Regions from separate parts of the Homo sapiens genome. Here region 1 is linked to region 2. A link is an interaction called in ENCODE POLR2A ChIA-PET data of the cell type or tissue named here. Cell type or tissue: K562. All regions are shown on one strand. Each heading gives the region's core, and the rest is flanking DNA. Links, peaks and the distances in the headings are about the cores only. Region 1 holds the start of LOC105373938 (a long non-coding RNA gene). Region 2 has its middle 17 kb from the start of ARL4C.

Region 1 (4,387 bases), core at 167-4,166, 420 kb before region 2:
TTCCTGTGTCATTCCATCTCTGATCAGCAGCCTCCCTCTCTGATCACCCTAATCCAGGTAGAGCCCTCTCCTAACTGTTACTCTCCATCAGCTTCGCCTCCTTTTCTTTTGCTGCCCAGTGTTTATCATCACCTGTCTTTGTGGTACATACTTAAGCATTCATTTATTTGTCACTTGTTCCTTGCTCTCCGCCCTCGCTCTGCATTGAAATGTAAGTTCTTCCAGAGGAGAGGCGATTGCCATATCCACTGGGCCTAAACACTCCCTGGGAACAAGTTGGTGCCCCAGAAATATTTGTGGAGGGAATGAGTGAGTGTCCAGAGGGAGTCAAGGGAAGACTCAGAAGGTACCCTTGGGGAAACAGAAGGGAAGTCAAGGTAGCCCAGCCTCCAAAGGCCAGGAGAGAACAGATTTCAAGTAGGAGAGATGGGTCAGCCATGTCAGATGTGAGTGGGATGGCAAAAAAGAGAAAAGCAAAGGACCCCTGTTGGTTTGGCAACAGGAAGAGCATGGGCTGCTTTAGCCATGACAGAGGGGCAGAGGGCGGAGGGCAGACTGGGAGGTGAGAGTGGGTGACTAGGGGTCAGGATGTTTTTAAGAAATTTGTTATGCATAAAGACATACAGAGTGATTTAATGGACTTTGTGGACTCCGGGGCAGGTGGGAGGCAGGTGAGGGACAAAAGAGTACACATCGGGTACAGTGTACACCGCTCAAGTGATGGGTGTTCTCAGTCCCAGACTTCACCACTACAGAATTCATCCGTGTAACCAGAAACAACTTGTACTCTCAAAGCTATTAAGATTTTTAAAAAAGAGAAGAAACTGGCTATGAGTGGATCAAGATAAGGGAGGAGCTAGAAGGAGACCAAGATATTTTCCTTTTTTTCCCCCTCCAAATCATTGTTTATTGGTTTTGAGGTGCAACAGCCAGATAAATGACAGGGCACAGTCTGAATGGGCACCTGGAGGTGCCTTTTCAGAGGCAGAAGCATCTGAGATGGTCGCCAGAGTCTAGAGGTGGCAGTGGGGGCAGGAAGCAGGCAGGGCCTGTGCCCTCTCTGTGGAGGCAGCGGTGCACCGCCGGGTCAGTCTCTCTCTGCCTCAGCCCCTCTACTGCTCCCCTCTCCCCATAAGTAGGCTCTGATAAAGCTGGCCTCCATAAGTATGGATTTTCACACATTGTATGTTGCACTTGCTAGTGTGACTGAGGCTGGTGAGAGTCAGGGGTGCCTCTTATTACAGTGTTGTGCTGTCTGAAGTCCCTACCTTGGCCTGTGGACCTGGGCTTCGCCTTTCCCTCGGCTGCCTCTGCTCTCCACTTGTCAGGCTGTCAACACAGAGGCAGCCCTTCCTGTTCCCCACCAGGAAACCTGCTCTCCAGGCAAACCCGGCCACTGGAGGTAAAGAGTCAGTTTGGGGCCAGGCACAGTGGCTTACGCCTGTAATCCCAGCACTCTGGGAGGCTCAGGTGGGTGGATCACAAGGTCAAGAGATTGAGACCATCCTGGCCAACGTGGTGAAACCTCGTCTCTACTAAAAATACAAAAAAATTAGCCGGGCATGGTGGTGCACACCTGTAGTCAGTCACAGCTCCTTGGGAGGCTGAGGCAGGAGAATCACTTGAACTCAAGAGGCGGAGGTTGCAGTGAGCCGAGATCGGGCCACTGCACTACAGCCTGGTGACAGAGTGAGATTCCGTGTCACACACACACAAAAAAAGAATCAGTTTGGAAGGAAGAAGACCAGGATATCCAACCCCTTCCCATTTGTGAAGGAGACTTCCAGACAAGGCAGTGGTGGAGCCTTGGAGGAGGTTCCCATGCTCCCGAGTTTTCTCAGCATCTCTGCAGAACACAGAAACAGGAAGTTGATGTGTGCCCAGGAAGTGAAGTGGGAATGCAGTCCTCAGGCTGGAAAACTGAGGTTTGGGAGCAGATGGAAGGGCCACAGATGGTTGTGTTATAAAGGGACAACCAGACGTAGATGGTCAGAGAGACAACACTATCGCCAGGACAGCTCTGAAAAATATGATGATAACATTTCAGAGAGTCCAGAATGGAGACGGGGCAAAACCAATAATCAAAAGATTTGTAGAATGAGCCGGGCGCAGTGGCTCACGCCTGTAATCCCAGCACTTTGGGAGGCTGAGGCGGGTGGATCACTTCAGGTCAGGAGTTCGAGACCAGCCTGGCCAACATCACGAAACCCTAATTCTACTAAAAATACAAAAATTAGCCAGGCATGGTGGCGGGTGCCTGTAATCCCAGCTCCTTGGGAGGCTGAGGCAGGAGAACTGCTTGAACCTGGGAGGCAGAGGCTGCAGTGAACCCAGATCATGCCATTGCACTCCAGCCTGTGCGACAGAGCAAGAGTCCATCTCAAAAAAAAAAAAAAAAAAAAAAAAAAAAAAAAAGATTTGTAGAATGAAATACAAATCAGACCGAAAATAGAATTCCAACATGAGGAAATCATGGCTGGAGAGGGCAGGCAGTGACCCGAGTTGAACATATGGAGATAAAGCCATGCAACTTTTAAGACACGATTTTTAAAAGTACTTTGTTGTCATTGTTGAAAGAAATGATTTGCAGAGAAATATGAAAATGATGATGTTTACAGATGCAGATTAATTTGGGTAGGGGTGGGGAGGTAAGGAAGAAAACTTCGAAATCTACTGTTTTCCTTATAAGGTTATTACAAGGCTCCTTTCCTTATTGACTTTGACAGTTAGTTTCCATTAAGTTTAAGAATACATTTTTAGGCTGGGTGCGGTGGCTCACGCCTGTGATCTCAACACTTAGGGAGGCCGAGGCGGGCGGATCACGAGATCAGGAGATCGAGATCATCCTGGCTAACACGGTGAAACTCCGTCTCTACTAAAAATACAAAAAATTAGCCAGGCATGGTGGCACGTGCCTGTAGTCCCAGATACTCGGGAGGCTGAGGCAGGAGAATTGCTTGAATCCAGGAGGCAGAGGCTGCAGTGAGCCAAGGTCACGCCACTGCACTCCAGCCTGGGTGACAGAGTGAGACTCTTCCTCAAAAAAAAAAAAAAAAAAGTACATTTTAAAATATTTTCATGTAGGCCAAGCACAGTGGCTCATGCCTGTAATCCCAGCACACTTTGGGTGGCCGTGGCAAGAGGATCACTTGAGCTCAGGAGTTTGAGACCAGTTTGAGCAACGTAGCAAAACCCTGTCTCTCTAAAAAATACAAAAATTAGGTGGGCATGGCGATGTGTGCCTGCAGTCCCAGCTACTCAGAAGGCTGAGGTGGGAGGATCGCCTGAGCCTGGGAGGCAAGTCTGCAGTGAGCTGAGATCACGCCACCGCACTCCAGCCTGGGCAATAGAATCAGACCCTGTTTCAAAACAATTTTTTTCGTGTAATAATTGTTAGATTAAAAGAATATTTACCTCACAAATCAGTACGAAAGTCTATACAGGAAAATAAAAGGGGGAGAAAAAGACCTCACTCAAACAAAACCAAACACAGCAGAGAGGAAACAATTACAGAAGCAAAACTGAAGAGAAACAATGTTGATGGGTATAAATGGGTTAATTCAATAAGTAAAAGGAAGCAAATTGAATTTAAAAACAAAAATCCAATAATAGGCTGCTTACAAATCAGACCCATGACATGATGACAGAGGGAAAGAATTAAAGGCAAACATATAGTACCAGGTACATGAGAACCAGAAAGGAAGTGAGCGGGGATATATTAGCATCAGCCGGGATTCAAAGCGAAAATCCTCCCTGGGAAAGGGGAGGTCTGCTTGCTCTGCATGATAAGGGAGGAAATCAACACTGTCTCCCTAGGGGACCTCATCCACACGCCCACAGTTAATGATCATCTATATGCTAATGATCCTTGATTCACATCTCAGGCCCAGATCCAATCTGTCACCCACCTCCATACCCCACTTCCATTTGTCTGTTTACCACCCTTACCTGACTCAAGTTTCTGCAAGAGTGACCAAGGTTCCCATCTGCCCAGGCCTGCGGGGGTTTTCATCGGCATGAGATTTTCAGTGCTGAGCTGGGACAGTCCCAGGGAAGCCAAGACGGTTGGTCAGCCCAAGTCCCTCTGTCACTGAGAAGGGGACGCCCTGTTTGCTCCATGCTGCTCAGCGCAGACTGTGATCCCAGGCTCATTTCTGCTTCCTTTGTCTCAACGTACAAGGAGGGCAAAGCCTGTGTTTGGGATTGTTTGCCTTTGTGTCTGCGCCGTCTCCCACATGCCTGACACGGAATCAATGTTGGCGGAATGAAAGAGGAAATGAATGATGGCCTAATGTCAAGACTCTTAATGTGCCGCAAAGCAGCATCAGAAAGCACAAGGCAACTTCCAAATAATTTGCTCATTTAAACATTTAAACACATTTTTTAA
Region 2 (4,387 bases), core at 76-4,075:
TGTGCAAGCTTTTATACCAGGCATGCTCACTAGAGCCTCAGTGCCCAGGGTTTTTGTTGGGTTGGCCACATGACACCTCTGCCTGGCACACACTCACATTCCAGACTCCCAGAAGGAAAGCAGGTACTCAACATAAACCGTATTGTTCGTACAAACCGTGGAGGCACAGTGAGCCCTCTGACCAGCTTGGGGAGTGGTGGGAAGCCTCCCCAAACCGAAGGTCCCAGACACCAGCCAAGGGCCATCTTGCAAGCACAGGACAGCGGCCTCAGGCCTGTGGTGCTAACTCTCTTCTGCACGATGCCACGGCTGCCTCGGCCCCTGGCCAGGAGTTTGGGCCTATGAGACACACTCAGGAAAAGTCCGTAGAGCCTGCATGGGACTTCCCAGTGAGGCAGCTCCGCCCGGAGGAACTGGGAACACAGCCCCCAATCCCTCAGACGGGGCCTTGAGGGTGTGGGGCGCAGCTGATGCCCATCCCTGACTCAGCAACACAACCCCTTTACACACGGACCACACACACCTACACACCACACATACACCCCATCACAAACACCACACTCCGCACACCACACCATATACACACATACACACCACAGCACCCACACATACACCACACCACACACACACACCACATCACACACCCCACACCACACACACACACCACACCCCACACAATACACCACATCACATATACCACACCCCACACACATACACATCACACACACCACATCCCACACTCCACACCACACACACACACCACACACACACTACACCACACACCACACATACACCACACTACACACACACCATACCCACCGCCTACCACACACAGAAACACACATCACACACACCACACCCCACACACATACACATCACACACACCACGCCTCACATACCACACCACACACACACACCACACTACACACATACAGACCGCATACACACTACACCACACACACCACACCACACACACCACACATACACCGCACTAAACACACACCACACGCAGCACCTACCACACACACACCACACTACACACACACCACACACACTACACCACACACACATCACAAACATACACACCACATCACAGACACATACACCACACCACACACACCACATGCACACACCACGGTACACAACCTACCACACACACACCACACTACACACACACCACACACACTACACCACACACACACCATACTATAAACACATCACATGCACCACCTACCACACACAGAAACACACCACACACACAAACACACCACATCTCACATACACACACCACACGCACACACACCACACCACACACACACTGCACACACTACCTAGCCCACACACAACCCCCACCTAGCCACACACTCTACCTACCACAAACACAAACACACCACACCACACAGCACATGCCACACCACACATACACATCACACCACATCACACATACACACTGCATCACACATTCACCCCCCCACACACCACACACATACCATACTACACACCACACACACATTCCATACTACACACCACATCACACATTCACCCCCCCCACACCACACACATACAGTACTACACACCACACACACATTCCATACTACACACCACACCACACACACCATAACCACATCTCACTTCATATGTTGCCTTAAAAGTTAAAGGCAGAAGAAACACATCATTTTACCCCTGTGGGGTACTGACTAAATTGCTAAGCAAGGTAACTACTGTAACAAAACAATCATTTTTATAGTCATTTAATTATACTTAGGACTTCAGAGGTAGATGATCTTTTGCAGGTTTCGGTAGATAAAACCAGGGCTCTCATAAAGAAGGCATTTGAATATACATGTCCAATATGCACCAGTTTCACATATCTATGGAACGTGAATTAAATAGACTCCATAAATACGCTCAATCTCCCATCGAAAGTGGACAGTACAACTCGTTATTCTCTCATAGACTCAGGAAACATATTTTTAGATAAATCTGCAGATAATCATTTATTGAAATAATTACAGGCCAGAAAAGTGACCTCTGCCACATTGGTAAAGGGTTATTTTAGGGACTTACATGCAACATAAGCATGCACAGAATTAAGATGAACAATATGGCCTGATGTGACAAGAGAAAATGACAAGAGCTGATATTGTGGAGTGTTTGCTCTTCTCCAGGCATGGGGCTGAGTCCTGAAATGCCCAGGCTCCAACAGCTGTCCCTGCAGCCTCATGAGTGAGGCACTGTGATTATCTCCACGTCACAGACGGGGAGACTGCAGCTAGCGCGGCTGGCCCTCACCCCACATCAGATCGCTGAGTGGAATTAGAGCCCATATCTCACTGACTCCAGGAGCATTGCTGTGAAAACCTAAGCTGAACGCTCTTCCCAGAAAAGTGTGAGTCACCAATAAAACACAAAACATTTCCCGCTTCTATGTTTTCCAAGTAAGTGAATAGAGCATTTAGTTGTGACAGATATTTGAATTTTTCAGGGACAAATTTTTTTGATGAAATGTCACTCAAAAAATTACAAATATTATTCATTCGAGAGTCTGTACTTGAGTACCAACTGGTGCTGTTTTTGAGCAGGGAAAGGCTTTAGGGAAGCTTCCTAAATAATGACTCAGTGCCGTAATTACAGGTCGACGTAGCCGAGACACTATTCTCCATTGATTTCTGCTGCTTCTCCATTGCCGTTACCTAGTTACCCAGACATCATGGGGCTAGACTCTGGACCATCTGGTACTTTCCAGCTGTGCTTTAGTCCAGGAAGTCCATCTAACCCACTGTGTGCAGCTGTGTCTCCGCCTGGACACACTCAACAGGGGTTGCTGGGATGACCCATCAGGCCTGGAAGTAAAAGCAGAAGGCTGGGACCCCAGTGGCCACCCTGCTAATAACTCACTCCCCTGGCTGGCTACTTGCTTCCAATGGGCCTTTTTAGCTAAGCTTAAATCTAAAAATCCTGGTTAAGATTTATCCAATTGTATTAGAAAGTTTTGTCCCAAGGCTTTTTAACGATGGTCCAAGAACAAAGTGGGGGTTCAAGACCTCTTTCAAATGGTGTTTGTTGCTCCTTCTCACCCTGGCTGTGCCTCCACTTGTCTTAGGAACCAGGGCGGTGCAAGGGGCTGGAACCAGGGTAGCCTCTGCTGCCACTCCCTAGGGCTGGGCAAGATGCAGGCAGGATGGCACCACAGGTGACCACATCCTCCCGAGCATCCCTAGTGATTCCCAGGCAGGTGAGAGGGTGTGCCATCAGGAACCCCAGAAAAAGGGGTCTGGGAAATCATTCTTTGTGGGTTGGGATGCGCCTAATTGGATCCACTGAGCTCACTGAGCTATTGCAACTTTGTAGATCAGGTCAATGGTCCAAATGCTGGTCTTCTGCTCCCTGCTTCACACTGGCCATCCTAGCTCAGGGAGTCACATCTTCCCTTCAGCCCAGGGGGGTGGCCCTGTTCATCTCCTCTGTCCTCTGTGCAGTGGACAATTATTACTGAGCATTACAGGTAATGTTTTGTGGGTTCCATCTTTGTCCCCTACCTAGGTTTTATATTTTGGAAATATTCTTCTCTACCATCATTTAGGCAACTTGGAGTTGATTTTGTGCATTACCATAAACTGTGATGTTCTAGTTAACAACTAACTTCCAATTTTGTAATGTTCACATTCAAATTACATTACAATTAGTCATTCTATAGCACCCTTAAATTGAAGTTATTATTATAGGTATTGTGGGTTAAAGTTATTATTAACTTTATTATTTATTGAAGTTATTATTACAGGTATTGTAGGTAGAAAGTGGGGACTTCTGATGGGCCAGGATTTTCTCCAAACTCCCCTTACCACACCCACCTTAAAGGCCAAGGTCCCATAGTGTCCAGCCATACCTGGCTGAATCCTTCACCTCAGCCAGACATCCTTGATGCTGTCTGGGGGGAGAGGACATGGAAAGTTACTGAGTGGTCTCCTTGGCCCAAGAGGCAGCAGGGCTCCCACCACCTATGGGCCCAGATGAGACCATCAAGCTCATTCCCAACCAAATGCAGAGAAATGGGCTTATTCTCTCCTAAAGCTGGAGGCTGTGTCCTTAGATATTCTATCAAAAGGCGTGTGGCAGGGCTTCACCAGCCTCCCACTTCTCTGCTGGGTTCTGGCTGTGAGAATGAGTCAATGGTAGTGAAGGAGGTAAGAAGAGGAATGGGGGAGGAAGAGTGACTCAGTAGGGGCAATGGTGAGATTAGTTGGAATGGTCTAGGGGTGTCCATGGGACAACCCAGTGGAAACTGAACAGGGATTTGGACATAGTTCAAGGCACAGTAGAAGCAAATATCTGGGAAGAAGAATCCACTGGAAACTCAACAACAACACCAAAAACAACCAAGTTTAAA

The links. ChIA-PET counts read pairs that join two places held together with the same protein. Peaks named below come from ENCODE experiments on the same cell type or tissue, not always from the same donor. Only the 100,000 strongest peaks of a DNase experiment are listed, where the experiment ranks them.
Region 1: POLR2A ChIA-PET joins it to region 2 with 5 read pairs; 2 of 35 experiments call an interaction of 5 or more read pairs at or near these places.

What each region holds. Positions count from the first base shown.
Region 1 is chr2:234,932,440-234,936,826 of GRCh38, reverse strand. LOC105373938 (a long non-coding RNA gene) reads right to left here and starts at 4,138. Exons shown (of 7, transcript XR_007088132.1): 1 at 3,949-4,138. RefSeq lists enhancers at 1,367-1,867, 4,053-4,387. In K562, for the core only: no CTCF peak of the experiment used is centred there; no DNase peak of the experiment used is centred there; H3K27me3 peaks cover 1,057 bases.
Region 2 is chr2:234,511,394-234,515,780 of GRCh38, reverse strand. No RefSeq gene overlaps it. Among named protein-coding and RNA genes, the nearest start is that of ARL4C, 17 kb to the right of the region's middle. RefSeq lists a cis regulatory region at 2,009-2,558. In K562, for the core only: no CTCF peak of the experiment used is centred there; a DNase peak (open chromatin) is centred at 2,270.